Regions from separate parts of the Homo sapiens genome. Here region 2 is linked to region 1. A link is a contact called in ENCODE Hi-C data. All regions are on one chromosome and are shown on one strand. Each heading gives the region's core, a stretch centred on a gene start or an enhancer-like site at or near the end of the contact. The rest is flanking DNA. Distances are from core to core; before and after follow the strand shown. Region 1 holds the start of DMAC2L (distal membrane arm assembly component 2 like). Region 2 has its middle 20 kb from the start of MAPK1IP1L.

What was found. A loop is a pair of places that touch in the nucleus more often than their neighbours do. Pooled maps may share reads with other maps.
Region 2: a map with no recorded cell type shows a loop between it and region 1 (6-fold over the local background). The contact joins the enhancer-like site here to the promoter of DMAC2L in region 1. A Hi-C loop is called at or near these places in 1 of 168 maps with a recorded cell type or tissue (ascending aorta), 1 of 37 single-sample maps with no recorded cell type and 2 of 50 pooled maps.

What each region holds. Positions count from the first base shown.
Region 1 is chr14:50,310,989-50,313,628 of GRCh38, forward strand. It overlaps DMAC2L (distal membrane arm assembly component 2 like), which reads left to right and starts at 1,336. Exons shown (of 6, transcript NM_001382507.1): 1 at 1,336-1,401. L2HGDH (L-2-hydroxyglutarate dehydrogenase) reads right to left here and starts at 1,241. Exons shown (of 10, transcript NM_024884.3): 1 at 1,023-1,241. The coding sequence starts at 1,162. RefSeq lists silencers at 1,301-1,430, 1,491-1,720.
Region 2 is chr14:55,070,684-55,073,323 of GRCh38, forward strand. No RefSeq gene overlaps it. Among named protein-coding and RNA genes, the nearest start is that of MAPK1IP1L, 20 kb to the left of the region's middle. RefSeq lists an enhancer at 1,531-1,650. Within about 2 kb of position 1,353, at least 14 of the 41 ENCODE cell types and tissues checked have a DNase peak (open chromatin) inside an H3K27ac peak, as active enhancers do; they include ascending aorta, where a contact is called at or near this core.

The DNA.
Region 1 (2,640 bases), core at 86-2,585:
GCTGGAGTGCAATGGTGCGATCTCAGCTTACTGCAATCTCCGCCTCCCAGGTTCAAGCGATTCTCCTAAGGCTCCGGAGTAGTTGGGATTACAGGCGCCCACCACCACGCCAGGCTAATTTTTTTGTATTTTTAGTAGAGACGGGGTTTCACCATGTTGGTTAGGCTGGTCTCCAACTTCTGACCTCAGGCGATCCGCCCGCCTCGGCCTCCTAAAGCGTAGCCTCTTCTTAAAACCCTTTTAAATAGCTTCCCGTGGCTCTTAGAATAAAAGTCAACGTGTGGTTAAAATAAACTAAAAACCTTGCTGTGATGTAGTCCTTCTGGGTCATTCCACACCATATGTCTTCCACTAAACTTCAGTCACACTCATATGGCCCACCTTCTAGTCGTCAAAATAGCCAAAACCTCTCCAAGCCTTACAGCCTTCACACAAACTGTTTCTTCTACAGAGGACAGAGAAAGACAATGGTTTCGAATGTGACGTCCAAACTATAAATCACAGGACACTGAATTCTGCGGGCTTTCATTAGCATAAGAGCTGCCTCCGACGGGGGCAACACTATGCGGGGTGTGCCAGGAACTGATTTAAGACTGTATTCAGATCTTCCAAGCAACGCCAAAGACTCCAGCTTATAAAGAGCATATTTGATTGCTTATACTGTGTGCTAGGTCCTTTTATCCTTCAAATGACCACCTACAGGAGAGACTAAGGTCCAATTCACAACTGAGCCTTTAAGGAGGTTAAGTAACTAGCCCAGAGTTCAACAGAAAGTGGACGGGTTGTTCAAAGCCAGAGCTACTCCCGACCTCTACTCTATACACTGCCTTTCCTCCGGCCCGTAAATACAACGAATGAACCTGCAGGTTGGTAGCTCCTGGGATCCGAGGTTGGAGTGCCACAGGACCCCAACCTGCTCTCACCCCGGGACAGGGAAATACGAACAGGGGCACAGGTCCACCACCAGGTGCCTCCGCGAGGGGCAGCAGCGCAGGCGGCGGGGAGGACCAGCGGCCACTCACCTGGTGCTGGCGCTGCGGCTACCTCCACACAGCGGTCTTGGCCTCCCAGACGCGAACCCGCACGCCCCAGGGGAGCCACCGGCGAAAAGCCCGCGGGCCCGTCCGCAGGCACCAACCAAATAACGCAGCGCTGGCACCATCCCCTACGCACGCTCCCCTCCCTCAGCGCTCAGAAGAAGCCACTTGACCCTCCACGGCCGAGGACCCGCGCTCTTTAGCCCCGCCCCTCACGCGGGGGCCAATGAAGTGGCGCGCCTTCGCCCCATGTGGGAGAGGCTGCGGTGGCCAATAGGCGCGCGCGTCGGAGGGCGAAGGGCCGGCCAGGGTGCCGCAGACGCGGGGACGCTGGCTCGCTCCCTCCCTCCCTCCCTCCGACGCTGTGAGTAGAGAAGCTAGGCCCCGAGCCGGGCGGGACTAGGGTGGTGGTTGTGTTCTGCCCTCGCCCGTCGCCAACGCTGGGCTGACTGAAAACCTGGCCCTTTGGGTCGCGCGTCTTCGACCTTCACCGCCATGCGGACATGGGGCCGTGGGAGAAACTCTGGGCGGGATTACGGTGAAAATTCTTGTTTGGGCGGGCCCTGCGGCTTCTTTCTTCCGGCTCGCCCTCGGCCCCGCCCCCGCCCCGCCCCCGCTCCAGCTCCAGCCGGGTCCTCGCTCGGCCCCGCACGCGGCCCGCGGTAGACGGAGGGCCTGGGCACCCACCGTCTCCATCCCGGCCCCAGCCCAGTCGAGCGTCCACTAGAAGGGCGCTCCCTGTCCGGCCCTAATCCTCGCTCCTCACGGAGGCTCTTTGTCACAGCGAAGACTGACAGCCCGCAGTCTTCTGGACTTCTTTTATGGGGCTCCTGGCGGTGCTATTCATTCAGTCATTGATTCGTCTTGTAAATATGGAGCGCCTGCTCTGTACTCGACCCGGCACTGGGTACCGGAAGAACCAGACAGCTCGGTTTTTGCCACCATTTATAAGTCTGTGTCCTTTTCTTGAGTACTGAACCGAGATACAGTTTTAAATGTGCTGTGCGGTCTCTGAGCAGCGACTCACCTGTGCAGGTCACTTCACCTGATTCCCTTTATGTAAAAATGAGGGCGATGGGCTGTGTAATCTCTAAAGGACCTTCTAACTCTTTAAAATTGTCACTGTGCCGGTGTTGCTAACACTCATTCTGTATGCTTGATGGCAGTTTTTAATTTTTAGGGTTAGGACAGCTGAACATAACAAATAGAATTATACAGATTTATTACCAGAAGGACTTCGTGTGCCTCTAAGAATCTTGGTTCCAGTCTTTGGTCAGGTAGCTCCAGGAAATCACTTCACCTCTTTGCCTCAGACCCTCCTCAGTGAACTAGGAATGATAGCAGTGTCTCCCTAGTCTTAGGGCCGTTGAGCGGATTACACGAGATAAGGTCAGCAGGTGTTTAGCACAGTGAAGCATTTGCTACGTGATGACATTTATTATGGTTAAAGGGTTTTACCACCAGAACAGTGGTACATAGTTTGCTTTATTTGTTAAAACAATGTAGAATATTGCCTGCTTGTTCCATCACAGATGAAAAAAAGAGATGGTTATTCAACTTTGTGAGGTAATTGTGGATTTCCATGCAATTGTAAGAATAGAGA
Region 2 (2,640 bases), core at 103-2,602, 4.8 Mb after region 1:
CTCAGCCTCCCAAAGTGCTGGGATTACAGGCTTGAGCCACCATGCCTGGCCCTCGTGGCACTTAAACTTTTTTCTCTCATTTGGGAAAATTGATTTTCCCAGTGCTGAGGAGAGGACCAAGTAGAGCTTATAACGCTTAGTCTCTCCCTGCTTTCCCTAGAGCAGTTCCACTCTGCACTTCGTGTATTTTCCTTACTGATAAGTTGCTTCAGGAAGGGGACAGATTTGCTGCTTTTAAATTTTAAAAAACTACCATTATAAATGACCATGTCTGCTACTTGAGGTTTATTTAGATCATAGTCAGAGGTTCCCAAGTGTAATAGAATTGGGTCATATGGGATTCTAAGCCATACTTAGTTTTACGTAAGAAAAGAGGAAATAGAACATTTTAAGTTTTGCTCTGATTATGTTTTATGTCAGAGCTTGTCGTTTTATTTAATGGTCATATAGTCTAGCTTTCCTTAAAGATACGTAGATTTAAAAGCCACTTTAGAGATAAGGAAACCAAGTTTAAAAGAGATACGCAGTGACTCATGCCTGTGTAATCCCAACACTTTGAAAGGCCAGGGCAGGAGGATCATTTGAAGCCAGGAGTTTGAGACCAGCCTGGACAACATAGCAAGACCCCATCTCCACAAGCCAAAATTGAAGAATTAGCCAGGTGTGGTGGCATGTGCCTCTAGTCCCAGCTACTCAGGAGGCCAAGGTGGCAGGATCACTTGAGCCCCGGAGTTAGAGGCTACACTGCACTCCAGCCTGGACGACAGAGCAAGATCCTGTTTAGAGGTTAAATTCCCAGAGTCATACCACATAAATAATGAACCAGTGCTTCTGTTATCAAGGCTTAGAGTTTATCCACTAGGTTCTATTTTTTTTGTTCAGGCATCTAGTACTGCAGTTCTTCCAAAACTATCTGGACAATCAAATCTATCTAAATTGAATGTTATGTAGCAGACCTCTCACACTTCATTTAGTGAGTTTCATCGGATATTCAGTTAAAAAAAAAAAAAAAAGCTAATGGTTATGTTTGAAATGCATGGTTTTGTGAATAATCACAGTTCTTCAAGTGCTAACCTAGAACTTGAGTTGTGTTTTCATAAAGGCAAATGTTCAAAGGTATAGCAGTTAAGAGTGGGTTTAAAATGTGAATGAGAGAATTAAGGTAGTGGATGATCAAACCACTAGTTCCAGGTCCAGCCTTTGCAGTTACCAGTCATTGGAGACATGGATATCCAGCTACCCTGCAGTGGCACACACTAGGCCAAGGCTGTCAGAGCAGCTGAGACAGAAGAGGTCTCTGTTAGCAGTGGATGGGCAGCCAAGATGTACAGGAACTGCACAGAGTGTGGAAGAGTCAGAGTGAGGTTCTGCCAAGCACGGCATGACAGTTCTTTTTTTAAACGTGCCAATGCAGGACATGCTAAGTTAAAATATCTTAACTGTTGCTTAGTTACTGCAACACACAAAAACCCCAAGTACTAAGCTTAATGAATCACCTGCGTCCTTTCTTGAATGCTCAAATCTACAAAAAGACTAAACTGCATGACTAACGATTAGGACTCTTACTTGGGCTTTTTATAGAAGTGGAATGAAGAGGACTTGTGCGAACTAGGAAAAGCAGCTTCCCAGCATAAGATTTCTCGTCTGAAAGGGGTAATAAGTCTCCACCTTCGATGCCTCTGTGATCAAATTCTAAAGGGCAGCCCTTCATGGTTCAGCGAGCAACACAATTGCTGGGGATTCACAGGGCAGAGTTGGTATTTTTATTTTTTACTTTTCTTTTTAAATCAGTGTTGGGTCACGAATTTGTTTTTTAGGGTTTTTATTTTAAGCTTTGAGCTCAGCTCTGGTGTGTGATTTACGGCAACTGATTAGCTTCCTGTGCTCACTTCCCTTACCTATAAACATAATAATGCTCAAAGTACCATGAGGGAAAAAACATTCTTCATTCCCTCTAGCTAGAGATCCACTAGGTATGTTAGCATACCCCAAACAATGCACATCTAATATAGTAGCTCTATATGAATATTCCTTTTTTAAAAATCAGATTATCACCCAGGCGTGGTGGCTCATGCCTATAATCCCAGCTACTTGGGAGGCTGAGGTGGGAGGATCACATGAGCCCAAGAAGCAGACGTAGCAGTGAGCCATGATGGCACCACGCCTGAGTGACAGAGTAAGACCCTGTCTCAAAAAAATAAAAATTAGGTGATCAACATTAAGGATTAAATGTTACACAATGTGATTAGCTCTTACCTCACATGCCGGGGGGAGCAGGGAGTACACAATGTGATCCTAATATTTATTAACCACCAACCTTGTGCTCTAAGCAAGTGGTTATATGTCCCAGTTGGATATATGGCCTGGAATCATTCTGGTTCCTGTTTGCCAGGTATAATTTTTTTTTTTTTTTTTTTTTTGAGACAGAGTTTTGCTTTTTCCCTCCAGGCTGAAATGCAATGGCATGATCTCGGCTCACTGCAACCTCCGCCTCCTGGGTTCAAGCGATTCTCCTGCCTCAGCCTCCCAAGTAGCTGGGATTACAAGTGCCCACCACCACACCCAGCTGGTTTTTGTATTTTTAGTAGAGACAGGGTTTCACCATGTTGGCCAGGCTGGTCTCGAACTCCTGACCTCAGG